Linked DNA regions of Homo sapiens: region 2 is linked to region 1. A link is an interaction called in ENCODE POLR2A ChIA-PET data of the cell type or tissue named here. Cell type or tissue: PC-9. All regions are shown on one strand. Links, peaks and the distances in the headings refer to the core of each region. The heading gives the core; the rest is flanking DNA.

The links. ChIA-PET counts read pairs that join two places held together with the same protein. Peaks named below come from ENCODE experiments on the same cell type or tissue, not always from the same donor. Only the 100,000 strongest peaks of a DNase experiment are listed, where the experiment ranks them.
Region 2: POLR2A ChIA-PET joins it to region 1 with 13 read pairs; 3 of 35 experiments call an interaction of 5 or more read pairs at or near these places.

The regions. Positions count from the first base shown.
Region 1 is chr10:119,137,649-119,152,618 of GRCh38, reverse strand. DENND10 (DENN domain containing 10) reads right to left here. Exons shown (of 9, transcript NM_207009.4): 9 at 14,635-14,970. SFXN4 (sideroflexin 4) reads left to right here. Exons shown (of 14, transcript NM_213649.2): 12 at 4,759-4,844; 13 at 6,266-6,383; 14 at 11,300-11,852. The coding sequence ends at 11,377. Among named protein-coding and RNA genes, the nearest start is that of SFXN4, 21 kb to the left of the region's middle. RefSeq lists an enhancer at 9,671-10,172. In PC-9, for the core only: a CTCF peak has its summit at 12,990 (motif pointing left); no DNase peak of the experiment used is centred there.
Region 2 is chr10:119,841,990-119,859,315 of GRCh38, reverse strand. MCMBP (minichromosome maintenance complex binding protein) reads left to right here. Exons shown (of 16, transcript NM_001256378.2): 3 at 135-275; 4 at 391-432; 5 at 1,877-1,978; 6 at 6,122-6,266; 7 at 9,740-9,891; 8 at 11,603-11,703; 9 at 15,890-16,062; 10 at 16,721-16,844. Among named protein-coding and RNA genes, the nearest start is that of MCMBP, 22 kb to the left of the region's middle. RefSeq lists enhancers at 1,355-1,524, 8,320-8,819. In PC-9, for the core only: no CTCF peak of the experiment used is centred there; a DNase peak (open chromatin) is centred at 8,505; H3K27ac peaks cover 412 bases.

The DNA of each region.
Region 1 (14,970 bases), core at 6,931-14,930:
TAATTATAAGTAACAGAGAAATTGCTGCCAGTAAGAAAATAGGTCACTAGTTTGAAATGAAGGTTCTGGGCCTAACAAACCACCCGTAAGTTGGATCACTTGCAGTCGGTCAGGAGTTCGAGACCAGCCTGGCCAACATGGTGAAACCCTGTGTCTACTAAAAAGGCAAAAATTAGCTGGGCATGGTGGCGGGTGCCTGTAATCCCAGCTACTCGGGAGGCTGAGGCAGGAGAATTGCCTGAACCTGAGAGGTGGAGGTTGCAGTGAGCCGAAGTCGTGCCATTGCACTCCAGCCTGGGCGACAGAACAAGACCCCATCTCAAAAATAACAAACAAACAAAAACCACCTGGGACTGCATTTGCGCTTTCCCCTGGGGAAAAAAAAAAACGCCCGAAAGAGACATTTTTTCAAACAGCTTTATTGAGGTATAATTTACATACTGTAAAATTTACCCATTTGTAAGAGGATAGTTTGATGAATTTTAGTCAGTTTAAAACAGTTGTGCAGCCAGGCATGGTGGCTCACTCATGCCTGTAATCCCAACACTTTGGGAGGTAGATCGCTTGAGTCCATGAGTGCGAGACCAGCCTGGGCAGCATAGCAAAACCCTATCTCTACAAAAAAATTTTTAAAAAATTAGCTAGGCATGGCGGGGTGCATCTGTAGTCCCAGCTGCTTAGGAGGCTGAGGTGAGAGGATCAACTGAGCCTAGGAGGTTGAGGCTGCAGCGAGCTATTATCACACCACTGTACTCCAGCCTAGGTGACAGAAAGAGACCCTTGTCTCAAAAAATAAAACATAGGCCAGGCGCGGTGGCTCACGCCTGTAATCCCAGCACTCTGAGGGGTCTGAGGCAGGTAGATCACCTGAGGTCAGGAGTTTGAGACCAGCCTGGCCAACATGGTGAAACCCTGTCTCTACTAAAAATACCAAAATTAGCCGGGCATGGTGGCTCATGCCTGTAGTCCCAGCTACTCAGGAGGTTGAGGCAGGAGAATCACTTGAACCCAGGAGGCAGAGGTTGCAGTGAGCTGAGATTGCGCCACTGCACTCCAGCCTGGGTGACAGAGAAAGACTCTGTCTCAAAAAATAATAATAATAAATAAATGAAACAGTTGTGTGACCATCACCACAGTCCAGTTGTAGAACATTTTCATCATCCTAAAAATGTCCCAAATGCCCACCCCCACCCCCACCCCCAGCCCTAGGGAGGCACTGATCTGCTTCTTTTTTTTTGTTTGTTTGTTTTGAGTCAGAGTCTCACTCTGTCGCCCAGGCTGGAGTGCAATGGTGCGATCTTGGCTCACTGCAACCTCTGCCTCCCAGGTTCAAGCGATTCTCCTGCCTCAGCCTCCCAAGTAGCTGGGACTATAGGTATGCGCCACTGCGCCCAACTAATTTTTTGTATTTTTAGTAGAGACGGGGTTTCACCATGTTAGCCAGGATGGTCTCGATCTCCTGACCTCATGACCCACCCGCCTCGGCCTCCCAAAGTGCTGGGATTACAGGCGTGAGCCCCCATGCCTGGCCACTGACTTGCTTTTCTGTCTTCTTAGTTTTTGCCTTTTCCAGAAATTATACATAAGTGAATCACACTGTAGTTTTTTGTGTCTTGCTTCTTTCACGTTTGAGATTCATCCGTCTTGTACCACATGTTGCTCATTTGTTACTTTTCATTGCTGAGTAGTATTCCGTTCCTGGATGTGCCGCATTTTGCTTATCTATTCTGCCGGCGGTGGACGTTTGGGTTGTGTCCAGGCTTGGGTTATTATGAATCAGGCTGCTCCGACATTCACTTGCACATCTTTATGCATATGTGTGTTTGTATTTCTCCACAACTCCATGTGAACTTAAGGTGTTAGTATTGCTCTGACCTATTCATAAAGCTGGAGAGGAGAGTGAGAGCACATTTTTTTAAGTTCGTTTATTTATTTATTCATTTATTTATAGAGACAGAGTCTCCCTCTGTTGCCAAAGCTGGAGGGCAATGGTACGAACATGGCTCACTGCAGCCTCAACTTCCTGGGCTCAAGCGACCCTCCTGCCTCAGCCTTCTGAGTAGTGTGCACCGCCATACATGGCTAATGTTAAAAAAAAAAAGTTTGTAGAGATGGGGTCTCGCTATGTTGCCCAGGCTGGTCTCAAACTCCTGGCATCAAGTGATCCTCCTGCCTTGGCCTCCCAGAGCGCTGGGAGGTGTGAGGCACTGCACCCAGCTTAGAGCAAATATCCAATGAGCAAGTTGTTCCCAGCACCTCCTGCCTGCCAGGCTTGGTGCTAGGCTCTGGAGACCCACACCCTGATCAGTGAGAGCCCCGTCTCCCCAGCAGCCCCAGCCTCCAGCGGAAAGGTAGCCTCAGGCCTGACTGGCTGTCTGGAGTCCATCTCACCAGAAGAAACTTCATTTTTGGCATGAGGGGCATGTTAGGGTCAAAGAAAAGCTTTACTGGTCTACTTTAAAAAAAAAAAGGTCTTTTTTTTCTCTGAAGAATAAAGTGTCTGCAACTGTGCATAAGCATTCTTCTATCACTTCCCTGTCCCTGGAAGGTTATTTTCTTCGGCTAAAATTTCAGAAACTGCGTAACCAGCAATATCTGATGGTAACAGGGCACGGTTGGTCCAATTTCAGGTGACGCGTGGCTGTTGTTTCCCCCGACTGGCCCCATAAGCCACTGCTTTGCACACAGCGCCTCCTAATGACGGCGTCTCACTTGGAGTGTCCTCCCCACACATGGGACTAAGGGAGAGAGGCGGGCCTCGCCCCACTGATGTGGACACACAGCACACTAACAGCCATTTTTCCCTTCCGGAAGTCAAGCAATTTTACTTTATATCCCTGAGACTTTTATTTTATTTTCTTTTATTTTAGAGACTGAGTCTCGCTCTGTTGCCTAGGCTGGAGTGCAATGGTGTGATCTTGGCTCACTGCAACCTCTGCCTCCCAGGTTCAAGTGATTCTCCTGCCTCAGTCTCCCGAGTAGCTGGGATTACAGGCGCCCACCACCACGCCCGGCTAATTTTTGTATTTTTAGTAGAGACAGGGTTTCACTATGTTGGCCAGGCTGGTCTTGAACTCCTGACCTCAGGTGATCTGCCCACCTTGGCCTCCCAAAGTGTTGGGATTATAAGCATGAGCCACCGTGCCCGGCCCTTAAGACCTTATTTTAAAAACAGCCCTCCTCGGCTTCCTCTCTTTTGTGGGGGGGAAAGGCATTCCCTGCAGAGGGAACCATGCAAGCGTGACTGTCACCCACAGCAGGGCAGAGGTGCAAGCAGAGAGCAGGGGCCGGGTGGTAGGAGGAGCCTGGGAAGGTAGGTCAAAGCCAATCATGGGAAGCTGGAAGTGGAAGGAACAGAGTTCAGGGAAGGACGGGCGCAGGTGTGCCTGCTCCTCTTGGGTACACGATGTGCTGTTTGTGGTGTGTGTGTCTTACCCAGGGGTGGGTTCTAAAGTTAACATGTTAGCTACTCAGGAGGCTGGGGTAGGAGGATTGCGTGAGGCCAGGAAGTCGGGACCAGCTTGGGCAACATAGTGAGATCACATCTCTACAAAAAATCGAAAAGTTAGCCGGGCCTGGTAGGGTGTACCTGTGATCCTGGCTACTCGGGAGGCTAAGGTAGGAGGATCACTTGAGCCTGGGAGGTCAACACTGCAGTGAGCCGTGATCACGCTACTGTACTCCAGCCTGGATGACAGAGTGAGACCCTGTCTCTAAAAATAAATAAATAAATGAAAGTAGTAAAAAAGTTAACGTGAGCTGTCTTATAGTCAAAATTTCCCTTACAAGTCCCTTAAAGTGCCCTTGAGGGTACATGGTTTTGTACATACTCACCCATACAGTAAATTGTATGTTTAAATGTTTAATGTATAGAGTAATGTACATTATAGAAAAGATTACAAAAATGTTATAACCTGTACATAACACAATTTTATAGTATAACACTTTTAATTCGCTGTGAAACGTGGGTACGGACAGGCAGCCTTGTGTGGGTCTCATGCTGTGCCCGTGCCCTCAGAGCTGGGCATTTGGAGGCTTCCCCAATGGCAGGTATGAGAGTCACTGCTGAGCCAGGTCAGGACAGGAGGCCAGTGGCAGAGACTTGGCTTGGATGGGAAATACGGAGCAAACCTCTGTGGCAAATCCAGCATTTCCACTGAGGAACCATTTGGTTCTCAGTGAAGATCTGTCTAGAAGCCACCTTTGCTTGTACTTAGTGGATAGTTTATTTGGGGTGGTTTGGCAGACGGTGCCAGCTATTTCTGGCACAAAGTGCAGCCGACCGCCACACACCTGTACATGGAAAGTTACGTGGAAGGCGTCCCCTCCGCCTCTCTCCACGGGCATTCTTTTTCTAAGTGAGAAGGGTGGGTTACTGTTGCCTGTCTCTCGCAGGAGTTGTGGGATCCCTGGAAATCGTCTTGCTCCTGTACTAAGTTTCTTTTTTGAGACAGAGTTTCACTCCGTCGCCCAATCTGGAGTGCAGTGGCGTGATCTTGGCTCACTGCAAAATCCGCCTCTCAGGTTCAAGTGATTCTCATTTCTCAGTCTCCTAAGTAGCTGGTACTACAGGTGCATAACACCACACCGGGCTAATTTTTGTATTTTTTGGTAGAGACAGGGTTTCACCATGTTGGCCAGGCTGGTCTCAAACTACTGACCTCAAGCGATCTACCCGCCTCGGCCTCCCAAAGTGCAGGGATTACAGGCGTGAGCCACCGTGCCCAACCTAAGCTGTTTTCTTTTCATTTTTGCTAGGCTGTTAGAGAAACGCTAGCATCCAGAATAGTGCTGTTTGGGACCTCAGCTCTGATTCCTGAAGTCTTCACCTACTTTTTTAAAAGGTAAGAGACACGGTCATATCCCCAGGTAGGGATTTGAAAGTCAAATCCTTATAAAACCTGTCAGATACTGACCCTGGTGGAGGGTGGGGAGAAGTTGGCTCAGTAACCTTCCCATAAACACACATCACAGCTAAGACAGGCGGATTGATTGTGGCAGGCGTGGAAATCCGGGTGTACGGATTCCACCGAATGGGGAATCCAGCCCAGGCTCTGCCTCCAGTTACCCCGTGTCCTTGGCGTGTCGAAGGACCTTCCACGGCCATTTCCTCACCTCTAGAATGAGGGGCTTGGATGATTTGCAGGTTCCCCTGGCTCTCATGTGCTGTGAATATTGCTCAAGCCCTCCTCTCTAAACCCCCATTCCAAGTATGTTTTAAATGAGCTTCAGCGACTCCGAATTCAGATCCATCCCTTTTAAGAAGCCAGAAATGGCCTACGAGGCGGAGGACCTGGGCATCCATCAGGGTTCCTGTGGCCACCAGTATGAGAAACCTAACCTGCAGGAGCTCAGACCCGAGGGGAGACGTTGGGGCTTTAGGGCCGGAACGGGCAAGGATTGCAGTCCATGGCAGCTTGAACAGAAGCTCCCCTGCTGGGCGCGCCTCCCTGTCATTCTCGTGGGTGTCGAGTCCTTCTCTCCTGCCAGATTGGCTTCTTCATATTGATGCGGGACCCACTTGCTAGTAACTCCCAGCTCATAGCCTCACAGCCTCCTGATCAGAGGTGGAACACAGCAAACCCCAGGGGAGGCAGGAATGTCTTCCCCTCAGGGCAGACTCCTGGGGAAGGATTCTGTGGGCCTGAGTTAGGTCGCATGCCTGGGGTGCACATCCCCCCCACCAGTGTGGCGAGGCTGGGAATCGCCTGCTAGGACCACACATGGAGCACATTTCCAAGAAGGAGGGATGGGATGGTGCGGTGGCTCACGCCTGTAATCCCAGCACTTTGGGAGGCCAAGGTGGGCAGATCACCTGAGGTCAGGAGTTCTAGACCATCCTGGCCAACATGGTGAACCCCGTCTCTACTGAAAATACAAAAATTAGCAAGGCGTGGTGGCGGGCGCCTATAATCCCAGCTACTCGGGAGGCTGAGGCAGGAGAATTGCTTGAACCCAGGAGGCGGAGATTGCAGTGAACCAAGATGGCACCATTACACTCCAGCCTGGGCGACAGAGGAAGATTCTCTCAAAAGAAAAAAACACAAAACAAACAAACAAAAACAACAAAAAAACAGGCCTTGATCTAGCTGTTCAGGTACAACAAAAAGAAAAAAGAACAGGCCCTGATCCAGGTGTTCAGGTACACACACACGTGCACACACACACACACACACACACACACACACACGCCCTGATTCAGCTGTTCAGAAAATAAGCCCTGATAGTTTAACATCACTTGTGAGCCATGCCTTGTCTCTTACAGGACCCAGTATTTCAGGAAAAACCCAGGGTCATTGTGGATTTTGAAACTGTCTTGTACTGTCCTGGCAATGGGACTGATGGTGCCATTTTCTTTTAGTATATTTCCACAGATTGGACAGGTAAGTGCCCCCATTCCTCTTTTCTCTCAAAGTTTTTTATTTTGCAGTTAGAAGAATAAAATAAGTTATTCTTCTTAAAACTCTGCAAAGTTTATAAAAATATAAAATAAGACCAGGTGCAGTGGCTCACACCTGTAATCCCAGCACTTTGGGAGGCCAAGGTGGGAAGATTGCTTGAGCCCAGGAGTTCAAGACCTGCCTAGGCAACATAGTGAGACCCCATCTCTACAAAAAATAATACACAAATTAGCTGGGTGTGATGATGCACACCTGTTGTCCCAGCTGCGCAGGAGACTGAGGTGGGAGGATCACCTGGGCCCAGGAGATTGAGGCTGCAGTGAGCCATGATTGCACCACTGCACTCCAGCCTGGCTGAGAGTGAGACCCTATTTCAAAAAAATAAAATAATAAAACAAAATACAATTGGCTTTTGAACAACCTGGGGGTTAGTAGTCAAAAATCCAAGTATAACCTTTGACTCCCTGAAAACTTAACCATTAATAGCTTACTGTTGACCGGAAGGCTTACCAATACCATAAAAAGTCAAGTAACACATATTTTATATTTTATATGTGTTGTATACTGTATTCCTACAATAAACTAGAGAAAATAGAACGTTATTAAGAAAATCAGGCCAGGCGCGGTGGCTCATGCCTGTAATCTCAGCACTTTGGGACGCTGAGGCGGGCAGATAACTTGAGATCAGGAATTCAAGAGCAGCTTGGCCAACGTGGCAAAACTCCAGCTCTACTAAAAATACAAAAATTAGCCACGGTAGCTGTAATCTCAGCTACTCGGGAGGCTGAGGCAGGAGAATCGCTTGAACCTGGGGAGGTAGAGGTTGCAATGAGCCAAGATCATGACATTGTACTCCAGCCTGGGTGACAGAGTGAGACTCTGTCTCAAAAAAAAAAAAAAAAAAAATCATAAGAAAAAATATATTTACTGTTTATTAAGTGAAGGTGAGTCATCAGTTTCAGTGAGGATCAAAGTCTTCATCCTCGTCATCTTCATATTGAGTAGGCTGCGGAGGAGGAAGAGGGATTGGTCTTGCTGTCTCAGGGGTGACTGAGGGGGAAACAGTATATAAGTGGACCTGCATTGTTCAAACCTGCATTATTCAAGGGTTAATTGTAATGATATTTATATTTAATTCTATCCCTCAAATCTCTTGGTGCAGTTTTGGGTTCTGTTTTTCTTAACAATATTTCATAAGCCTTTTTTTCTGGGGCATAAAAAGAAATCTTTTAAAATTACTTAGAGAAATTTTAAATACTCCAAAATGTTCTATAACTACGCCCTCTCCAGTGGAACTTTCTGCAGTGATGGAAATGTTCTATAATAGATTGGTGCTGTCCAATTATGGTAGCCATGAGCTACGTGTGCTACTGAGCACTTCAGGAGAGGCTGGTGTGACTAGGGAACTGAATTGTAAATTAAGTTAAATTTTAAATTAGGTACTCTTGTGTGCTTAGTGGCTATTGGACAGCCCAGTTCTATAGATAATTTATAATATAATTTATGATGAGTCAGGCTGCTTGGACTCAGATTCCAGCTTCTCCATGACCTTGGTCAACTTGCTTAGTTTTCTTATCTGTTAAAGAGAGCTGAAGATAATGGCATCTCTGCAAAGGGTTGTTGCTTAGTAGGTAGCAAGGACATTTTTTTTTTTTTAAGTCAGAAAGCCAATTTTTTTAATTTCCAAAGCTCTGCCATAAATTGCTAGCAGATGTCAAAGACATTACTGATGCTAGCAGATATTAGCAATTTTTTTTTTTTGAGACGGAGTCTCGTTCTGTCACCCAGGCTGGAGTGCAGTGGCGCAATCTCGGCTCACTGCAAGCTCCACCTCTCGGGTTCATGCCATTCTCCTGCCTCAGCCTCCTGAGTAGCTGGGACTACAGGCGCCCGCCACCACACCCAGCTAATTTTTTGTATTTTTTAGTAGAAATGGGGTTTCACCATGTTAGCCAGGATGGTCTCGATCTCCTGACCTCGTGATCCGCCCGCCTCGGCCTCCCAAAGTGCTGGTATTACAGGCGTGAGCCACCACGCCCGGCTGATACTAGCAGTTTCTTGGCTAAACATTTCAAATGTTCATTTCTGTCACTATAAATATATATGTCCTCAAAAGCATTTATATTTATGGAATGATCTTGTTCAGAACCCACGTTTTATAGGTTTAGGTTGTAGGATCATTCATTCAAGCAACTTTGCCAGCACAACGTAGAAGTTTCAGATTATTTTAGATAGTTATGCCTATTACTATGCTATGGGCGAGGGGTTGGGGAGCGAGGCAGCATCTCAGAATAAAATTTCAGGCCAGGCACGGTGGCTCATGTCTGTAATTCCAACACTTTGGGAGACCAACGTGGGAAGATTGCTTGAGGCCAGGAGTTCCAGACCAGCCTGGGGAATGTAGTGAGACCTCGTCTCTACATAAAATGTTCTAAAAATTAGGTCGGGTGCTGTGGCTCATGCCTGTAATCCCAGCACTCTGGGAAGCCCAAGTGGGAGGATCACTTGAGCCCCGGCGTTCAAGACCAGCCAGGACAACATAGCAAGACCTCGTCTCTGCTAAAAATAAAAATTTGGCTGGGCACAGTGGGTCATGCCTGTAATCCCAGCACTTTGGGAGGCCGAGGTGGGAGGATCACTTGAGCTCAGGGTTCGAGACCAGTCTGAACCTCATCTCTCTTCTGAAAAAAATTGTTTAAAAAGAAAAAATAATAATTAGCCAGGCATGGTGGTATGTGCCTGTAGTCCTAGCTACTCAGGCAGCTGAGGTAGGAAGATCACCTGAGCATGGGAGGTCAAGGCTACAATGGGGTCACAGAGTGAGACCCTGTCTCGAAAAAAAAAAAATTAGTAGGGTGAAGCGGCACACACCTGCAGTCCCAGCTACTCAGAAGGCTGTGGTGAGAGGATCACTTGAGCCCAGGAGGGAGAGGGAAGAGTTCATCCCCAGTGGAGGATGGGAAGGGCTGAATGGGCACGTGAGGCTGCAAGGAACAGGCAGGATGCTGGGGGCCAGGTGGCAGGGCCTGCACAGCCAGGCCAAGGAGCAGGGCAGCAGGTAAGTCATGCAAGGTTGGAAGGGGCAGAACTCCCAGAGGCCAGAGTGGAGGCAGGAAAGGGAGTCAGTCTCACGCGTGACCTCAGATGCCAAGACTTGCTTGCTGGACTTTGGAAATATCCTGTTGGGGCCGGGCGTGGTGGCTCATGCCTGTAATCCCAGCACTTTGGGAGGCCGAGGCGGGCGGATCACGAGGTCAGGAGATTGAGACCATCCTGGCTAACACAGTGAAACCCCGTCTCTACTAAAAATACAAAAAAATTAGCCAGGCATGGTGGCAGGCGCCTGTAATCCCAGCTACTCGAGAGGCTGAGGCAGGAGAATGGTGTGAACCCTGGAGGCAGAGCTTGCGGTGAGCCGAGATCGCGCCACTGCACTCCAGTCTGGGCGACAGAGCAAGACTCCATATCAAAAAAAAAAAAAAAAAAAAAAATTCAAAACATTAGCTGGACGTGGTGGCGGGTGCCTGTAGTCCCAGCTACTCGGGAGGTTGAGGCAGGAGAATGGCGTGAACCCCAGAGGCGGAGCTTGCAGTGAGCCGAGGTCGCGCCACTGCACTCCAGCCTGGGTGACAGAGTGAGACTCCATCTCATTTAAAAAAAAAAAAAAAAAAGACACAAAATATCCTGTTGGCTCAAGGAGGGCATGGAGGTGCTTAGATGAGATAAGGAGTTATTACTAATTTTGTTAGGTGTGACAATGACATAGTAGTTTTGTAACTACTGTCATTACTATATCAAGTACTATATCAATAATGATAAGGTCTTTATCATTTGGAACTTGTAGGTGACATGACATGAGAATTGCCTTAAAATACTCAAGGAAAAAAATCCTACTGCTGGGTGTGGGAGGTGCTTGATGAAATGAGATCTGCAAATTGTTAATAGTGATTCCTGAGTGAGCACATGTGAGTTCATTACATTCCTTCTACATTTGTTTTTTGTTTGTTTGTGTGTTTGAGACAGGGTTTCTCACTCTGTTGCCCAGGCTGGAGGGCAGTGGTATGATCATGGCTTACTGCAGCCTTGACTCCCAGGCTCAAGTGATCCTCTGACCTCAGCCCCCCAAGTAGCTGGGACTACAGGAACGTACTACCACACCTGGCTAATTTTTTATTTTTTGTAGAGATAGGGTCCCACTATATTGCCCAGGCTGATTGCAAACTCCCCACCTCAAGCAATCCTCCTGATCTCGGCTCACTGTAACCTCCACCTCCCAGGTTCAAGTGATTCTCGTGCCTCAGCCACTGGAGTAGCTGGGATTACAGGTGTGTGCCACCACACCCAGCTAATTTTTGTATTTTTTGTACCATGTTAGCCGGGCTAGTCTTGAACTCCTGGCCTCAAGTGATCTACCTGCCTCAGCCTCCCTAAGTGTTGGGATTACAGGCATGAGCCATTGTGCCCAGCCATCTTAAAACTTTTTAATGGAAACTTTCAATTATAAACAAATGTAGAGATAAGTAAATAACAATAATGGGCCAAGGATGGTGGTGCGCGCCTGTAATCCCAATCCCAGCTACTCGGGTGGCTGAGGCATGAGAATGACTTGAACTTGGAGGGTGGAGGTTGCAGTGACCTGAGATGGTGCCACTGCACTCCAGCCTGCGCAACAGAGCAAGACTCTGTCTCAAAAAAAAAAAAAAAAAAAAAGTTTAAGAAGTTTCTTTACTGCTTGGGTGATTAAAAAAAAAAATAGGTTACATTTTCTGCTATAGATTAGACATTATTGAAAAAGATGGACTGTGAAATGGTTGCTTTCAGAAAATGATTTTTTTAACTTGGCTTCTAAGGCAAGAAAAACTATTAATAGAAACATTATGAATTTAACTATTTTTCAGATACAGTACTGTAGTCTTGAAGAGAAAATTCAGTCTCCAACAGAAGAAACAGAAATCTTTTATCACAGAGGGGTGTAGGCGTGAGTTTTAGGTGAATTTATGTGGTTCCTGCTTGAAAACCTTCCCCTCTCCAGGTTCGGTTTAGAGAACTTTGCCACAGGTCTTCTGGGGACCCCAGAGGTGTCTGTGCTGACAAGGCGACTTCAGATTCCATACTGAGATCGTTCCCAGGCTGGCGTCTCTGGGGTTTTTAAGGCTGGCTGGAGAAGACAGTGGGAGGGTGCCCCGTCTGACACCCCTGGGGTTGCTGAGGGAACGGTTGGAGTGGGGATCGGCCTGCGAAAGGATACTGTGAAATCACTAATTAACTAATAAACCTGTCTCAAGTTGAGGATTTGAAGAAAGAACACAGAGTCCACCGTGCCCAGGACACAGGTGTTAAATGGATAGGCCGTCTCAAGCGGAACACGTACCCCTGGGGCGCTGTTTACGCCCTCCAACCCCAAAAGCAATCTTGTTTCCTTACTCAGTGTCCTCCATTCTAGACAGCTACTTAAAACCTTTGCCGCCCTCCGCCCAGTGCCTCCTTTCTCCTCTCTGGCAAAGGACCCTGCCTCCTCCGCCAGGAAACAGGTCAGCAGTGGAGCCCCCCACACCCGCACCCACACCCATCCTTCCTCCGTGTAATGCCAGCGTCCTCCAGGCTCTGGGCCTCTCTCTGCTTCCTCAGGGCTGTGCTCTGTAGCCTCTGTCTGCCAGGTCCTTCCCAGAAGTATGTAAACTACTTGTCGGCCAGGCGCGGTGGCTCACGCCTGTAATCCCAGCACTTTGGGAGGCTGAGGCCAGTGGATCGCCTGAGGTCAGTGGATCGCCTGAGGTCAGTGGATCACCTGAGGTCAGGAGTTCGAGACCAGCCTGGCCAACATGGTAAAACCCCGTGTCTACTAAAAATATAAAAATCAGCCAGGCGTGGTGTTGCGCACCTGTAGTCCAAGCCACTCAGGAGGCTGAGGCAGGAGAATCACTTGAACCCTGGTGGCGGAGGTTGCAGTGAGCTGACGTCATGCCATTGCACTCCAGCCTAGGCAATAGAACGACTGTGTCTCAAAAAGAAATAAACTGCTTGTCACCTGCCTCATTAGAGACAGGATCTTGCTGTCACCCAGGTTGGAGTGCACTGGCACAATCAGCTCACTGCAGCCTTGAACTCCTGGGCTCAATGAGGACCCACCTGCCTCAGCCTCCTGAGTGGCTGGGACTACAGGCGCCTGTCACCACGCCTGGCTGTAGCCAGACACTTTAAAAGAGTTGTCCGCCCTCACTGTCTCCACCCCACCTCCCGTTCTGCTAAGATTTCTCTCATCCGTGACCCACCTGAATGTGGCACTGCCACACTGCTGGGCACTCAGGCTGGTCACTGAGCTGCTTACTTGGCTGTACTTTGCCATTTGGATGTCCCAGACACCTCAAACTCAACCCATCCGAACCTGAGATCAGCTCTCCCTCCCAGTCTCAGGAATTGACACCACCACCTCCCCAGGTGCACCAGACAGGATCACTGGAGGCGCCCTCTCCCCACCTTACCAGCCTATGCAGTAGACAGGGCCCAGTACATGGAGTCTGGAACCCACATATGCCCACTGCTACCACCCAGCGCAGTCCAACAGCATCCCCTGCTGGCACTGCCTGGCCCATCTCCTGCCTACTCCCTCCGGTCCACGTTCCAGCCTGCTCTTCTAAACCACACCTGCTGAACAACTGTTTTTTTTTCTTTTGAGACGGAGTCTCACTCTGTCACCCAGGCTGGAGTGTAGAGTGCAGTGGCGCGATCTTGGCTCACTGCAACCTCCACCTCCTGGGTTCAAGTGATTCTTGTGCCTCAGCCTCCTGAGTAGCTGGGACTACAGGCATGTACCAGCCACCACGTCCAGCTAATTTTTGTTTTGCTTTTTTTAAGTAGAGATGGGGTTTCACCATGTTGGCCAGGCTGTCATCTCCTGTCCCCGCGATCCACCCACCTTGGCCTCTTTAAGTGCTGGGATTACAGGCCTGAGCACCGCACCGGGCCTGAAAAGCCTTAAATGGCTTCCCAGTGCGTCAAGATCAAGCCCACCTTCCTCACCACAGCAAGCCTTTCCCATACTCGTATCCTGCCACTCCCTCCCCTCCCTGTAGACCCTCCAGGTCCTCACATGGGCTGTGGTCTCTTCTCAGGGCCTTCACACAGCTGTTTCCTCTGGTCTGAGTAGATGTCTACTTAATGCTTCAGGCCTGACTTTGACATTGATCACTCCCTCTGGGAGGCCTTCCAGGATTGACAGCACTGAACTGGGTCCCCATCTATGTGCTCCAATACCACTCTGTTTCACACATCACGCCTAGCACTAGCCACACTACAGCAGCCTGTTTGCTGACCCTATTCCCCAAGCGGACTGTGCGCAGCACCGCGAGAGCGGGAGCTGCTGCCCATCAGGGTAGTTCAAAATACAACACAGGCATGGCACAGAGTAGGTACCTCAACATTTGAGTACTGGACTAATGCTTCCAACACACCCTACCCCACATTACCAAAGAATTTATCTGTGGTTTTGTTTCCCCAAGGCCAGTATGATGGTTCATTTCCAAATTTGGTGAGGAAAGTTTCATAACAGCCTAAAAGGACAAAATCAGTAAATGGCTCAGTTTGACCATAGGCTGACACTAACCAAAATTAAAGTTAGAGAACAAGATGGGCAACAGCTGCAGGTGGAGGTTTAACCGCTAACAGATGACAGAAATGTGAAGGCATCTTCCAAGGACAGGAGACTGAAGTTACAGAGGCAGCTCCAGGAAGGCGAGTGGAGGAGGGCTAGGGCGGGAGGAAAGGGTGTGTGGGGGACGGCTTGAACTTTTTTTTTTTTTTTTTTTTGAAACCAAGTCTCGCTCTTTTGTCCAGGCTGGAGTGCAATGGTGCAGTCTCGGCTCACTGCAACCTCCGCCTCCCTGGTTCGAGCAATTCTCCTGCCTCAGCCTCCCAAATAGCAAGTAGCTGGGATTACGGGCATGTGCCACCACACCCAGCTAATTTTTGTACTTTTAGTAGAGATGGGGTTTTACCACGTTGGCCAGGCTAGTCTCAAACTCCTGATCTCAGGTGATCCGCCCACCTCGGCCTCCCAAAGTGCTGGCATTACAGGCATGAGCCACCGCGCCCTTGGCCGTCTTGAACTTTCAGACAGGTCTTTTAATAATTCCCTAGCGCCCTCACAGTTGAAAAAAGGTATTTTTTCCCCATTTTCTTTGGAATGAGCAGTATTAGAGAAAGAGGGGACAATTCGTCACCCACCTAAAAGTAGTTGAATATCAAAATATATCAATTTTATTTCTGCATCATAAATTTATAATTTTAACAACTTTGATCATTAGCTAATATAGTAATACAAAAAAATGAGAAAAAAGATGTTAATATTCCTCATTTCCATAAAGTGCAGATTTAATTTTCAATTATTTGCCTTAGTAAACATTGTCTTATTTCAGGTACTCCCTGCCCTCACTCAAAAAAAAGGGAGGGTGTTTAATTTTTATTGAACAAATATGTAATACCAAGAAAAAGATGAAAGACCCAATAATGTTTTTTGCAAACATGTTTCCAGGTAAGATTTCCAAGGACATCAGTACTGAGTGAAAAATAA
Region 2 (17,326 bases), core at 4,340-12,339, 710 kb before region 1:
TGTGGCATGGGTGTGTGTGTGTGTGTGTGTGTGTGTGTGTAACAGTTTGAGTCTGGATATAAAGTTTGTGTATATATGCTTAATGTTGTATAGACAGGATATTTAGTTGACTGACTTGATTATTTTCCTTTAAGGTACCATCACTGAACGAAGTTCCCCTTCATTATTTGAAACCTAATAGTTTTGTGAAATTTCGTTGCATGATTCAGGATATGTTTGACCCTGAGTTTTACATGGGAGTTTATGAAACGGTTAACCAAAACACAAAAGCACATGTAAGTATTGCTGTTTTCATGAATTTGTGGTATTAATTTTGTCCTTTTACTGTTGGTGGTAGTTTTGGTTCAGATATATTGATATAATTCTGTTTTTCTATGTTTGGGGTCATAGGTTCTTCATTTTGGAAAATATAGAGATGTAGCAGAGTGTGGGGTATGTATCTTTAATATATATGAAACATTTTTAGTAAGAATTTTTTCCTAAACAGAGAATTTGTTTAGCTAATCTTAAATTTATTTATCTTGTGTATAAGTTACAAGAAATCATGTGAAATGTTTTCCTTATTTGGTTTTATTTAGGAGTTTGATGTGACTTTTTTTTAATCCTCTAAAGATCTTTTGAAGGGGAAATACTGTTAATGCCAAAATTAATTCCTCTCTCCAATATCTGTATATAATATATGTAAAACAAAGAACCCTAGGTTGCAAAATTAAATCCTTTTTAATTCCTTCAAAGACAAAGCCAATGGTAATCTCACTGTTTCTTTCATAGAAAGCTGTCAGAATCAGCCTATAATACAGAAATTTAATGAAATATTCATTCCTAGGTAGCTCGGAGATGAGATTCAAAAGTCATATATTATTCCCTAGGAAAGGCATGTTCTCTTTCAGATATACTTAGAAAACTCTAAGAAGTGGAAAGGACCCAGGAGACATCAAATTTGAGCCTAATACATACAAGCAAGGATTTTTTTGTTTGCCTTTCTTTCTAGGCCTAAGGTACCTTTCTCCTAGAATGAGTCTTTTATTTATGACTCTTGAGCAACATGTGTACCAACTCTCTGTTAGCCTTTGGTAGTGTCACACATGGACAGCCTCATCTATTTTATTGACCCATTTCCAGATGCTGGGATTACCGAGTTACATTAATACACAGCTTTTTATGGTATACAGTAATGTAATATATTAGCCTAATGTGTTAGGACTCCTTAAACAAGGGATACTGTAATCATTAATACAGTTGATCCATTAGGCTTGGCACAGTGTTTATTTTATGGAAACACTCTAAAAGAAAAACAGACCTGAAGTTCATCATGTGTAAGGTTACACAAATCTATCTTTCAAATGAGTTCATTACTCTAAATAATTGTCAGAAGTTACATTTTTGTTTAATATAATCTTTGCAGTAACCTTCCAAATTAGGGCAATTTTTCTGTCCAGATCTGCCTACTGAACTAGAATATTTAATGAGCAACAACTTCTGTTGTGAATTAACGGACTGATATTGGGGTTTGATAAATCAGTTTCCTAAGGTTTGGATAAGCCAAGAGTTAGACTCTAAGAATATAAAAAGGCCTAGATAACATCATAAAAGTAAGGTTCTAGATCCACAAAGCAGAGAACTAGACCCAGATTATAAGTCACTCCAGAGGTCCCATTTTTCTGGATTTGAGGGAGGAAGTGTTTGATGACAGTATTTGAAGTGATTTTATATCCATTTTCTTTTAAAAAGTAATAGTTTGGAATTAGTTACTTGTTAATTAATCTGTAAAATATTTGCTGTGGTGTTATAATGTGAAAATGTGGTTGCTAATTTTAAAATAAATTTTGGGTTTTTTAAAGTAAATTTTTAAAAACACTTTTTATGTATATCACAGCCTCAACAAGAACTTGATTTAAACTCTCCACGAAATACCACTTTGGAAAGACAGACTTTCTATTGTGTTCCGGTGCCTGGGGAATCTACGTGGGTAAAAGAAATATCCTTTATCTGAACTTTCTTACTGTGTTGATGGTTTCTAAAAACTTAGCCTTTAATTATTCTTCCTTTGCAAAGCTTGGCTTTATTTTAATAAAGTGTGTTTCATTTGTTCTAATTGAGAAAACCCATAAAACGGGCTAAGTATTTGTCACTGAGTAATGCTAAAATAACAGTACATTCCTATAGTGAAATACTGTTAAAATGATTGAAGTAATTTTTTTTTTTTTTTTTTTTTTTTGAGATAGGGACTCACTGTCACCCAGGCTGGAGTGCAGTGGCACAAACATGGCTCATTGCTGCTTCAACCTCCTGGGCTCAAGCAGTCCTCTTGCCTCAGCCTCCCAAGTAGCTGGGACCACAAGCGTGTGCCACCATCCCTGGCGAATTTTTTGATTTCTTGTAGGAACAGGGTTCACTTTGTTGCCCAAGCTGGTCTTGAACTCCTGGGCTCAAGTGATCCTCTCACCTCAGCCTACCAGAGTGCATGCTCCGCCTAAGGCACATTTAAAGGTACTGAAAAAATATGATAATTAAAGTAAAAAAATAGTTTCAAATTGGAATTCATTCTAATTAAGGGAAGACAACGTGTTGGCTCTTTTGAGAGGGGATTGTAGAAACATTTCCTTTTTATTTACGATAGTAATTTTTTAAGGCATGGCCCACCTACACTGAAATGCACAGATTTTAAGGTAATGCACAGTGATTTGGATAAACACATACACCTATATAATTTATACCCCAAAGTAAAGAACTTGTGCCTAAAAATTCCTTTCTGCCTTTTTCTAGTCACTACCTCCTCCCCTGCAAGCACAATCCTGAATTCTTGACTATGGCTTGGTCTTGTCTGTTGAATGACATCTAAATGGACTCATATAATATATAGTCTTTGTGTCTGACATCTTGTGTTTAACATCATGCATTTGAGTCATGTGTGTATCAGTAGTTCTTCATTTCTTTCTTGTTTTCTTTTGCTAAGTATTATTTGTTTATACAGTCTCCAATTGAGCATTTAGGTTATTTACGGTTTTAAGCTGGGCATTTTCTTTGTGAGAACATTTTAAACTACCAATTCAGTTCTTTTTGTTTGTTTTTTGTTTGTTTGTTTTTGTTTTCTTGAGATGGAGTCTTGCTCTGCTGCTAGTCTGAAGTGCAGTAGCGTGATCTTGGCTCACTGCAACCTCCATCTCCTGGGTTCAAGTGATTCTCCTGCCTCAGCCTCCCGAGTAGCTGGGACTACAGGCACACGCCACCATGCCCGCCAGTTTTTGTATTTTTAGTAGAGACGGGGTTTCACCATGCTGGCCAGGATGGTCTCGATCTCTTGACTTCGTGATCTGCCTGCCTCGGCCTCTCAAAGTGCTGGGATTACAGGAGTGACTAATTCAGTTTTTTAACAGATATTTTGAGTCAGTTGTGATAAATTGTATCTTTCAAGGACTGTTTTGAAGTCATTTAAACCCAGTTGTTGAATTTATTGACATAAAACTTGTCAGAGTATTTTCTTTTTAATGTCTGTGGGATATCTAGCATTGATCTCTTTCATTCCCAATAATGTTAGTCTATTTTTCACTTCAATTTTCTGTTTTCTGCTTCATCCATTTCTGCTTTATTTTGTTCTTTTTGGTTTGGTTTTAATTGGTCTTTTTCTAGCCTTTTTTTTTTAGACGGGGTCTTGCTGGCTCTGTCACCCAAGCTGGAGTGCAGTGGCACAATCTCGGCTCACTGCAACCTCAGCCTGCCAGGTTCAAGCAGTTCTCTGCCTCAGCCTCCCAAGTAGCTGGGATTGCAGGTGCCTGCCACCATGCCCGGCTAATTGTTTTGTATTTTTGATAGAGACGGGGTTTTACCATGTTGGCCAGGCTGGTCTTGAACTCCTGACCTCGTGATCCACCTGCCTCAACCTCCCAAAGTGCCGGGATTACAGGCGTGAGCCACCGCGCCTGGCCCTTTTTCTAGCTTTTTAAAGTAGATGCTCAGATTATTGATTTCAAATTTTTCTTATTTTCTAATGTTAGCAACTAAAGCTATAAATTTCTCCCCAGTCACTGCTTTGGTTGCATCCCACAAGTTTTCATTTGTTAGGTTTTTACTGTCATTTAATTCAAAATATTTTCTAATTTCCCTTGTGATTTCTTCTTTGATCCTTCGCCCTTGCAACAATCTGCTTCTGTGTAGTCTCATTCTTCGTGCTATTTTTGTCATAGATTTCACTCATCCTTAGATTATACAGCTCACAACATACTATTTTTGTTTTTAACAGTCGTTTGTCTTTTATATAAATTAAGAAGCAAGAAGAATTCATCTTTTTTTATATTTGGCATCATTTCCTTTAGCGATATTATTATGATTATGATTTTATTTTATTTTTTTTTTTTTTTTTTTTGAGGCAGAGTCCTGCTCTGTCACCAGGCTGGAGTGCAGTGGTGCAATTTCGGCTCACTGCAACCTCCGCTTCCCGGGTTCAAGTGATTCTCCTGCCTCAGCCTCCAGAGTAGCTGGGACTACAGGTGTGTGCCACCACGCCAGTTTTTTTGTGTTTTTAGTCGAGACGGGGTTTCACCATGTTGGCCAGGATGGTCTTAATCTCCTGACCTCAGGTGATCCACCCACCTTAGCCTCCCAAAGTGCTGGGATTACAGGCATAAGCCACTATGCCCGGCCAGCAATTATTTTTTTTTTAAATACAGATCTGTTGGTGACGAATTCTGTCAGTTTCTGTTCAATTGAAAATGTCTTTTATTCCACCTTCATTTTGTTTTATTTATTTATTTATTTATTTATTTATTTATTTATTTTTGAGACAGGGTCTCTCCCTTTGTTGCCCAGGCTGGTCTCGAACTCCTGAGCTCAAGTGATCTACCCGCCTCAGCCTCCCAAAGCACTAGGATTCCAGATGTGAGTCACCACACCCGGCCTCACCTTAATTTTTGAAGAACATTTTCATTGGATATAGAATTTTTATTTTTTATTTTAATAATTTATTTTAAAAAAACAGACCAGGCACAGTGGCTCATGCCTATAATCCCAGCACTTTGGGAGGCAGAGGCAGGAGGATCACTTGAGGCCAGGAGTTTGAGACCAACCTGGCCAACATGGCAATACTCTGTCTCTACAAAAAATACAAAAACTAGCCGGGCTTGGTGGTGGGCACCTGTGGTTCCAGCTACTCCCATGGCTTGAGACGGGAGGATCACCTGAACCCAGAAGGCTGAGGCTGCAGTGAGCTGAAATTGTACCACTGCACTCCAACCTAGGCAACAGAACGAGACTGTCTCAAAAAAAAAAAAAAAGAAAAGGAAAAAAGAGATGAGTTCTCACTGTGTTGCCCAGGCTACTCTCAACTTCCTGGGCTGAGTGGTCCTCCCACCTGAGCCTCCCAAAGTGTTGGATTTACAGATGTTAGCCACTGCATCCACCTGGGATTTGTTAGGGGTGGTGTAGAACAGCCCTTGTTGAACAGTAGATCATCCTTATTCATGAGGTCTGCTATTTCTGGGTCTTACCCAAATGCCTAGGATGACTAGTAGGGTCCATTATAGTATTATACTACTTCCAGAGTCTCCATTTAACTCTCTGCCAACTAGCAGCTGTTCTCTGCTAGTCCTCAGGGAGTCTTGACTTGTATATCCACAATTTAGTGTTTTGTCAGAGATCCAAATGGAACCTTCAGGGTCTTTTATCCGTAACTACTTCCTTTCTAGTACTTCTCTGCAAATTCCAGTTGCTTCACTAGCCCTGAACCATGTGCTCTGTCTTCTCCACCCAGTAAGAGAGGGCCTCTACTGCTCTTTGTTGCAGTTTGGAGAACGTCTCCAGGAGAGAGCTGGGAGAATTTGGAGTTTACCTGCTGTGTTTCTCCTCATTCAAGGATCATAACCTTATGCTCCCTGTTGTCCAGTGACTGAAAACAGTTGCTTCACATATTTTGTCCAGTTACATTGTTGTTTACAGCAAGGATAGCAGCATAAGGTTGATACCTGTTATTCTCATGACCAGAACTGGAAGTCTAGCCTCCTTTTATGAAAATGCATTCTATTTTAACTGAATTGCCAAACTAGTAATTTTTTATAAGTCATATAATTAGCAAAACTTTAGGATATTCCTCAGTTTATGATAGTCTTTTCTTAACTTTTCGTTTAACGCCTATGTTAATGCAAACCAAGCTCGAGTCAGTCCCTCAACATCCTACACTCCTAGTCGCCACAAGAGGAGTTATGAAGATGATGACGATATGGACCTACAGCCCAATAAGCAGAAAGACCAACATGCAGGTGCCAGACAAGCAGGTAGTGTGTGCCAACAGGTTTTCTCTAGACTTTGCTCTCTTACAGTAGATTGGTTTTCAGAGTGAATTGTTACATAATATAGCTCTATATTTAGGAGCTGGCAATTTATCAGAGTTACAGACATGTTGAGAGTTTTTACAGTACTCTGATGAGACTGTGCTTCGCAAATGAGCAATTAGGCATCACTTTGTGACAAGTGGCTGCTCTGATGTATGTGTTTGGAGTCTCAAGTGACTATCTGGAAAGGTCTTTTCTATCTTCATATTTATTTTTAATACAGAAGCCTGGTACTTTACCCTAAAAATGAGTTATTTTTATCTGAAAACATGCTTTCTCATTTTCTTTTTAATTTTCTTGTTTGTTTGTGTTTTGAGACAGGGTTTCACTCCCATCACCCAGGCTAGAGTGCAGTGGCATAATCATGGCTTATTGTAGCCTTGACCTCCTGGGCTCAAGTGATCCCCTGTCACTTCAACCTGCCTAGTAGCTAAGGCTATAGGCGCATGCCACCACATGCAGCTAACTTTTTAAATTTTGTGTAGAGATGGGATCTCACTATGTTGCCCAGGCTGGTCTCAAACTCCTGGGCTCAGGTGATCCTTCTATATCAGCCTCCCAAAGCCATTGGCATAACAGGCGCGAGCCACCACGCCCAACCAGTCTTAGCTTTTATAAGCAGTGGATTTCTTTGTTATGGTGGGTATATAAGTTTGTCTTTATATTTGTAATATATTCGAGTTTGTAATATATTCGAGTATGTGCTATCCACTTCCCTTCAGCACCTTTAATCAGAAGGAAAAATTAAAGGACAAGGAGGCAAAACAAATCAGTCTGGTCATTTACTATCTGCAAGATTGGGTAGAGAAGGCTTTTTTTTTTTTTTTTTTTTTTTTTTTTGAGACAGAGTTTCGCTCTTGTTGCAGTGGCTGGATTGCAGTGGCACGATCTTGGCTCACTGCAAGCTCCACCTCTTGGGTTCAAGCAATTCTCCTGCCTCAGCCTCCTGAGTAGCTGGAATTACAGGCATGCGCCACCACGCCTGGCTAATTTTGTATTTTTAGTAGAGACGGGGTTTCTCCATGTTGGTCAGGCTGGTCTTGAGCTCCCGACATCAGATGATCCACTTGCCTCGGCCTCCCAAAGTTCTGGGATTACAGGCATGAGCCACTGTGCCTGGCCAAGGCAAATTTAACAGTCAGTGGTAAACAGGGATTTACTAATGAATTTTATTTACCCTTATATTACTCTACTTTATAAATTGATATTTCCAGATTTTCTTAATGCTAAGATATATTTTAATGTGTTTAAAATTGGAATGTTTTACTATAAATACATATAAATGTCGTAGTATTCTTTTTCTCCACCGATCCCCAGAATATATTAAAATTAATGGTCTATCATCTAGCCTGGACAGCATGGCGAAACCCCATCTCTACTAAAAATACAAAAATTAGCCAGGCATGGTGGCAGGCGCCTGTAATCCCAGCTGTTTGGGAGGCTAAGGCAGTAGAATCACTTGAACCCAGAGGGGCGGAGGTTGCAGTGAGCTGAGATCATGCCATTGCACTCCAGCCAGAGTGACAGAGAGACTCCATCTCAAATAAATATCATAGTAACTTATATATTGTAATATATTCGAGTGTGTATTTAAGTCCAGGAAATATGTTAATTCTCTTATCACTTAAGCAGTTGATGCTACTTTTTATTTCTTACCATTCTTGTTTGAATGTCTTAATGCAGGCTTTTTATGCATTTGAGTACTTTATTTATATAAAGTAACACTTGTTGGTGTTTAGTCAATGTTTTAGGCTATACATATTTTTAAACTTTTTATTTTGACACAGTATAGACTTACATGCAGTTGTAAGAAATAATACAGAGAGGCTGGTTGCGGTGGCTCACACCTATAATCCCAGCCCTTCAGGAGGCCGAGGCAGGCACATCACTTGAGGTCAGGAGTTCCAGTCTGGCAAACATGGTGAAACCCCATCTCTACTAAAAATACAAAAATTAGCTGGGCATGGTGGTGCACGCCTGTAATCCCAGCTACTTGGGAGACTGAGGCAGGAGAATTGCTTGAACCCGGGAGGCGAAGGTTGCAGTGAGCGCTGATCGCCACCATGCTCCAGCCTGGGTGACAGGGTGAGACTCTGTCTCAAAAAAAAAAAAAAAAAACAGATCTTGTATACCTTTTAGCCTCTACTTCCCCCAGTGGTAATACCTTACGTAATTATAGTAGAATGTCATAACCAGGAAGTGGATATTGATACAATCATTTTTTTTCCTTTTTTTTTTTTTTTTTAGACGGAGTCTTGCTCTGTCACCCAGACTGGAGTGCAGTGGTGCAATCTCTGCTCACTGCAAGCTCCGCCTCCTGGGTTCACGCCATTCTCCTGCCTCAGCCTCCCGAGTAGCTGGGACTACAGGCCCCCATCACCACGCCTGGCTAATTTTTTGTATTTTTAGTAGAGACGGGGTTTCACCGTGTTAGCCAGGATGGTCTCAATCTCCTGACCTCGTGATCCACCTGCCTCAGCCTCCCAAAGTGCTGGGATTACAGGCTTGAGCCACTGCACCTGGCCTGTTCTTTGCAGTTTTATCGCATAGGTAGATTCATGTGACCACCACCACAGTTAAAATCGGGAATATTTCATTACCCAGATCTCTCATGTTGCCCTTTTATGCTCCTAACTACCACTCTCCTGCCTCCTCCGTCCCCAGAAGTCTCTAGACCCTAGCAACCACTGGTCTCTTCTCCATCTCTTATAATTTTGTCATTTTAAGAATGGAATTGTATATTACATAAACTTTGGGGATTGTCTTTTCTTCAGCACAATTCCCTTGAGATCCATCCCAATTGTTGCATGTATCAGTAGTTTGTCCGTTTTATTGCTGAGTGGTGTTTCGTGGTATGGCAGGCTATAATTTGATTCTCATGTTATCAGCCCTAAAGTGTAACTACTTCAGGAGTTGGGGTTATTCTTTTAATGACCTGTATATCCCCAACAACTGGTTTGATTCCTGGTACATACTGGATATTAATAAGTATTTGGTAAATTAATTTATTGCTGTATGGTTTTATTCTGCTTAATTAATAGAAAAAGTATGTTCTACCAAGGAGTTTTGCTGTCGGTAGACCATGTATTCCTTAAATCAAAGATGTCAAAGTAACCATATTGCAAATCAACTTTTGAAACTGGTTATACATGAGATTTGATGGGAGGAATTTGTTGATATCTTACAGTAAGGGAAAAAAAAGTAAAATTTTTAGATCTTCATGTTTATCTTTGTCCTCTTACAGATCAAACAAAAGACTTTGTTAGTATGTGCTGTTTCCTTAAAAACTGTAACAACTTGAACTTTGCAAGCTCAGAAGCATCACGTATATCAAACTTGAAAGGCACTTATGGAATGTTCTTTTTCTCCAGGAGGCCTTAGAAATGACTAAGTGCAATGCTATCCTTTGAATTTAGGGAGTGTTGGTGGTCTTCAATGGTGTGGAGAGCCAAAACGTTTAGAAACTGAAGCTTCTACTGGGCAACAGCTGAACTCTCTGAACTTGTCTTCTCCTTTTGATTTGAATTTTCCATTGCCAGGAGAGAAGGGCCCTGCATGCCTTGTGAAGGTAATAAAACCTTTCGTAGATCCAACACTGAAATGTTATGTGTCTCAGAAAGTAGCTTAGTGTCTGAGCATTTGCATTTGTTCCCTTGTGCTGGGCTAGCTATAGCAAATCACTGCAAATTTAATAGCCTAAAGCAGCAAAAGTTTATCATCTTACAGGCTTTAGGTCAGAAATCCAACATGGTCTCACTGGGGTAAACTCGAGGTGCCAGCAGGGCTACATTCCTTTCTCGGAGCCCCTAAGGGAGAATTTCCTTGGCCTTGTGGCTCCTTCTTCCATATTCATAGCCAGCAACATTGCATTTGTCTGACCATTTTTTTCATGTTGACATCTCATCTGACCACAACCAAGAAAGTTTCCCCAATTTTAAGAATCCGTGTGATTACATGGGGCCCAGCCAGTTAATCGAGGATAATCCCCCCCATTTCAAGGTTATTAATTTAATCACACCTGCACATTCCTTTTGCATGTAAGCTAACAAGTTAAAAGAATCGAAGAACATCTCAAATGCAGAAGCAGAACAACTTTTAAATTATGTCTGTTCCCTTCCTGTATCATTTCTAACATAATATCTTCTTCATTTTTGTCTTCTTCCTTCTCTCAGCAAAACCTATTTTTCACTTATATTTAAAATAAAACAGAAGGAAGAAAACTTTTAATAGTTTGTTCTTCCATCTTACTTATTCTAGTGTTTTGATCCTGATAAATGAGCAAGTGATAGAAGGTTCAGAAATGATTGTTAAGGATTTCTATCCTTATTCTTTGTGCATTTTGGGTTTTTTTGTTTTTGGGGGGTTTTTTTGTTTGTTTTTTTGAGGCAGTCTCACTCTCTTGTCCAGGCTGGTGTGCAGTGGCACGATCTCGGCTCACTGCAACTTCTACCTCCTGGGTTCAGGCAATTCTCGTGCCTCAGCCTCCTGAGTAGCTGAGATTACAGGCATGCACCACCACACCCAGCTCGTTCTTTATATTTTTTGTAGAGATGGGGTTTCACTATGTTGGCCAGGCTGGTCTCGAACTCCTGACCTCAAGTGACCCACCCACCTCAGCCTCCCAAAGTTCTGGGATTCCAGGGGTGAGCCACTGCACCCAGATTCTCAGTGGTTTTAACTGAAATGACACTTAAGTCATATGGCACAGGGACCAAAATTACCATTTTTTCCCCTGCCTTGCTTCTACCAGGTCTAATCAGTAAATGGCCTTGACTATTACTAAGTCCATCATGACAGACAATTTTGAAAGGTTTTTTTTTTTTTTTAAATTGTGAAAAATCTTCTGGCCATTCCAAGTTTTGTGTTAATCCGATGTTGCAGTTTATGAATAAATGCAAAGTTAATCATCTTGTTTTTGTTTTTTCCTTTTCTTGGTGTGGTTTAATAGGTTTTGAGATAGTGCACAGTTCTAGTTTTAACTGTCAGCCTTTGGGAAAAGGCTTTTTTTAATTTTAGGAAAAGCCTTTTTTTTTTGTAGTACTGTGGTATATTGAAAACAGACATTAGTCTGGAAGTTAGGCATCCTGTGTTTTGGTTTTTCACTTATTTGCTAACTAGCAGAATGACTCTTGGTCTCAATTTATAAAAATTTATAAAATAAAGGACTTGCTTTAAGGTCTGTTTCCTGATCTAAAATTCCAAGATATTGGTACTTCAAGACTAATATCTTAAGCTTTGTGTCTGTTCTAACAGTGTGATTTCATGTGGTCTCTTGTTAGGTTTATGAAGATTGGGATTGTTTCAAAGTAAATGACATTCTTGAGCTATATGGCATACTGTCTGTGGATCCTGTGCTGAGTATACTGAATAATGATGAAAGGTGAGTCTGTGTGCTCTTTTTTTGGTCTCCTTTATTTTTATATAATTTCAAGTTTTCAGGAGAGTTACAGGATGGTTTTAAAGAACTCCCTTTTCCCTTTCTCCCAGATGTACCAGTTGTAAACACTTGCACCCCATGTGTTTTGTCATTCATTTGTGCTCTCTATGCACACATTTTTCTGAAACACTTGAAAGTATGTTGCAGAAATCAAGCCCTTTTACCCCTAACTGCTTGTCAACATTTCCTAAGAGTACTGACTTTCTCATATATAATTAGAGTACAGGTATCAAAACTAGGAAATTTGCCACAAATATACAATACACTAATCCACAATCTATACTTAATTTCACTAATTGTCTTAATCATGTTCTTTCTTACACGTCTCCCTTCTGCATCCCCCAGTCCAGGGTTCAGAAGCTCGCTCATTCTCTATTTCTACTGAGTTCATACTGTATTTCTGATTCCAGTTCAGCACCACAGGTGTCGTTCTGCTTGTTCTCCTTTCTGTATTAGTGTAACTCTCTTAAACTTGATTCCCATTTTTCACAATCTTATCATTTGCACATTTTTACAACATAGAGAAGGGAATTTCAGAATTGTTAACTCATACCTTTACAAAACATAAACCTAAATAACTAGAGTTCAATCTGAAACAGTCCTCAGCCTTTGTCTTTCATGGTCTTGCCACTTTTTTTTTTTCCTTAAACAACAGAAATATATGTCTTCCAGTAGTTCTGGAGGCTGGGAAGTCCAAAATCAAGTTCCCAGCAGATCTGGTTTCTAGTGAGGGCCCGCTTCCTGGTTTACAGATGGCTGTCTTCTCACGTGGTAGAGAGCAGACAGCCTTGATGCTTTTGAAGAGTGTAAGCCAGTTACCAGTTACTTGTTTCCTCATGGTTAGACTCAATGTTTTGCATTTTTGGCAGGAATATTACAGAATTGATGTATCCTCAGTATGTTACAGCAGGAGGCATGCGATGTCAGTTTGTCCCTTTACTGGTGAGGTTAATTTTCATTAGTTGGTTAAGGTGGTGACTTCCAGATGTCTCTTCTGTAAAGTTACATTTCTCACTTTGTAATTGACAAGTAACTTGGAGGAAGGTACTTGGGGACATAAATATCCAGTTTCTCATTAAACTTTCACCAATTTATTTTAGCATTCATTGATGATTCTTGCTTGAATCAGTTATTACTTTGTTGGCAATTTTCTAACGCAGTACATTTATTTATTGGCATTCTACTATAAAAGATACCTCTTCCATTTGTTTATTCAAGTAATGTATTTACTTATATTTAGTATAGACTAATAGATTCTGATTTTATTCAATGTTAATATCATTATTTTATTTCGAGACCCAAATTTTCCCAGATTTGGCTAGTGGGAGCCACTTTAAGCAGGTGCCGGGTCCTTTTTTTGAGATGATGTTATCATTTTTTAACATTTATTTTCTGGCATATTAAGCTGTTGCAGCTTCATCGTATGCTTTGAAGATCTGAGTCCTAGATGTGCTCGTTGGTACTGGATTAGATTTGCATCTAGGCCCTTAAAGTAGACAGAGCTAGGATACATGCAGCATATGGATACATATATACGCACCCACATTTAAATGCACACATACACACTCACATGCATGTTTTGTGTATTTCTAATGTCTGTGAAAAACCATGGGTTCATATTTCTGATTCCAGTTCAGCACAGCAGGAGTCACATGTTCTAGTTGTTCTCCTTTCTATATTTATGACTTCTTTTTCTAACAAATTTGATTCCCATTATTCACAATCTGTTGTTTCCCCATTTCTACCATATACAGAAGGGAATTTCAGAATTGGTAACCCATACCACTACAAAACAGAAACCTAGTAATTAGAGTTCAATACATTTCCAGTTCATTTTTATTTTAGAATGCAGCTGTGTAGTCAGAGCTATGTTCCACTTACTCAGGTAACTTTTCTTCCCCTTCAGTGTGATTTCATTATTTATTTTACTTAGAAAGATTCTCAGAGGTGTCATTCTCGGCTATCCCCATTCCTGCTGTCTGTTCCCACCCAGCCTCCTTAGGGAACCACAGTTTCTGGTTTATCCTTCCTGTATTTATTTTTTTACAAAAATATGAAGATACGTATACATTTTATTTCTACCTTTTTCTTCTATAAAAGGTAACATGGTATATATACTCTTACACTTTTTAATTTTTTTTATTAACAACATATCTTGGAAATCTAGACCTTCCTCATTCATTTTTGTTTTGTTTTGAGATTGCCAAAAGCAAGGGCTGATGTCCCTCATCTACACCAGAGTCCTCTTGTTGAATACCGGACATTAATCATCTTAGTTTCTGTGTAGGATGAACTTAACATTTTTCACAGTTAAAAAAAAATGGTACAAAACAAAAATTTTAAACAACTTTAAATAAGCTTAACCGTCCCTTAATAATAGTATATGAGATTGTTCATCTTGGCAATTTCTGATTGTGATGACTTTCCTGCTTTAGTTACTTCACTATTGATGTAGTTTAGTTTAGAGGTTGTATTAGGGGTCTCTAAAGGGTCAGAACTGATAGGATAGATGAATATATGAAGGGGAGTTTATTAGGAGAATGACTCACATGATCACAAGGTAAAATCCCACAATAGGCTGGGGAGCAAGGAAGCCAGCCTGAGTCCCAAAATCTCAAAAGTAGGGAAGCCACCAGTGTAGGCTTCAGTCCGTGGCTGAAGGCCTAAGAGCTCCTGGTGAACCACTGGTGTAGGTCCAAGAGTCCAAAAGCTGAAGAACTTGGAGTCTGATGTTTGAGGGCAGGAAGCATCCAGCATGAGAGAAAGGTGGAGGCGGAAGACTCAGCCAGTCTGCTCTTTACATGCCTGCCTTTATGCTGGCAGCTGATTAGATGCTGCCCACCCAGACTGAGGGTGGGTCTGCCTCTCCCAGCCCGCTGACTCAAATGTTAATCTCCTTTGGCAACACCCTCACAGACACATCCAGGAACAATAATTTTCATCCTTCAATCCAGTCAGATTGACAAAGTATTAACCATCACAGAGGTTAAGAGCACAGACAGGCAGGCAGCCTGGGTTGGAGTCCTGACTTGGCCACTTACTAGCTATGTCACCTTGGGCTTGGTTTCCTCATTGTAAATAAGGGTAGATGTGAGGTTTTGGTGAATTTGTACGTGTAAGGCATTGAACGTTGTCTGTCACATGGTACGTACTATGGAAAAGGTTATTATGCTTGTATTAAAAAATACAGGAGTATGAATTTATTACTTCAGTGTCTATAGATTCTATAAAGTCAAGATCTAAAAGATTAGCTATTTGTTTTGGTCGTCTCACAAATCTATCATCTGCAGATTTATTTAGCAAGTCTGAAAAATTCATACTTTCATTGCTTGTCTACTCAGTCTTCGAGGGATCATGTAAGAATTAAATTTAGGAAAAACAATTAGCAAGATAAGAGATGAATGGATTCTCCACACGCTGAATAATAGATACCAGATGGCTTTTGAGAAAAAGACCCCAGTTTTTGAGATCTGCTGTCAAGTATTCGATGTCCCGGCCAATAGTTCAAGGAGTACCTGTGTTTTGAAATAGCCTTATGAGTGACATCCTACATTCCATTTATTGAAGTGCTGAATAACAAATATTATTGTTTCTGGCCAGGCATGGTGGCTCACGCCTGTAATCCCAGCACTTTGAGAGGCCAAGGCAGGCAGATCACTTGAGGTCAGGAGTTCGAGACCAGCCTGGCCAACATAGTGAAACCCTGTCTCTACTAAAAATACAAAAATTAGCCAGGCATGGTGGTGTGCACCTGTAATCTCAGCTACTCAGGAGGCTGAGGCATGAGAATCGCTTGAACCCAGGAGGCAGAGGTTGCAATGAGCCAAGATCGCATCACTGCACTCCAGCCTGGGCAACACAGTGAGACTCCATCCAAAAAAAAAATAAAAATAAAAATACCGTTCTTGAAAAATTGAATAAATGCATTATTTCATGATATGTCTTAACAAGCCTGAAGTCTGTGTGATGTAACACTTTAGAATGAGAGGCCACTTTCTGTTCTTTAAGGAGATGTACAGGTGGAAATATTCTTGGCTTTAACTCTAATTTTGTTTTCCAAGATGCACATTATTTTTGCATCTGTGCAATTGATGTCTCTCTAAATTGAAACTTTATCACCTCTCCACAGGGATGCCTCTGCACTGCTGGATCCGATGGAGTGCACAGACACAGCAGAGGAGCAGAGAGTACACAGTCCTCCTGCTTCATTAGTGCCGAGAATTCATGTGATCTTAGCCCAGAAGTTGCAACACATCAACCCATTATTGCCTGCCTGCCTTAACAAAGAGGAGAGCAAAACCTGTAAGTGTAAGTGTTACAGCCTAGTCAACTATCGACTGTTAGCCTCAGTGTGTCCAGAGCTGCCTGTAACGTGCTCATAGTGGAATTGAGAGTCAGGTCTTCATTCCTCACAATAAGTGTTTTCAGTAATCTCTCTCTCGTTGCCCCATTTTTCTCTTACATTAATTCTCTTCACTGAAATGAGGACAAAAGAGTATACAAGGCTGGGTGCAGTGGCTCACGCCTGTAATCTTAGCACTTTAGGAGGCCAAGGTGGGTGGATCACCTGAGGTCAGGAGTTCGAGACTAGCCTGGCCAATATAGTGAAACCCTGGCTCTACTAAAAATACAAAATTAGCCAGGTGTGGTGGCGTGTGCCTGTAATCCCAGCTACTCGGGAGGCTGAGGCAGGAGAACTGGAGGCAGAGGTTGCGGTGAGCTGAGATGGCACCATTGCACTCCAGGCTAGGCAAAAAGAGCAAAACTTGGTCTCAAAAAAAAAAAAAAGGAGGATGCAAACTGCCTTATTTTTAAGATTAGCATCACTTACTGACGGATATGTTAAGCTTTACCTACTGTCGACTGAATTGTGCTTTGCTCACGTAGTTATTTTTTTACCTAAGACACTTGAGAGGAACTGGAGTGTGTGTCCTGACTCAGGTCTTCCTTTCTCCTTCAGTTGTTTCAAGTTTCATGTCCGAATTGTCTCCAGTCAGAGCAGAACTTCTTGGGTTCCTTACTCATGCCCTTCTGGGGGATAGTTTGGCTGCTGAATACCTTATATTACATCTCATCTCCACAGTGTAAGTGCTGTATCCTGGTGGGAATTAGGGGAGTTTGGTGTGTGTGGAAGTGGAAGAGCGGGAAGATTGCTGGTGTCATTTGTGTGTTTTCCTTATTGGGCTTCATCACATGGTTTTTATCTGTCCAGTGTTAACTGTTATACCAAATCACAGACAAATTCCTTTTCTCACAGTTCACATTTAGCATTTTGATTATGTCCCCTTAAATTTTAGAGCCAAAATCAGATAAAGCAGTGGTCCCCAACCTTTTAGGCACCAAGGACCCATTTCATGGAAGACCATTTTTCCATGGACCGGAGTGGGGATGGTTTCAGTATGAAACCGTTCCACCTCAGAACATCAGGCATTAGTTAGATTCTCATAGGGAACACACAGATGTGCAGTTCACAATAGGGTTCGCGCTCCTGTGAGAGTCTGATGCCACTGCTGATCTGACAGGAGGCGGAACTCAGGCGGTAATGCCCACTCATCCACCCCTCACC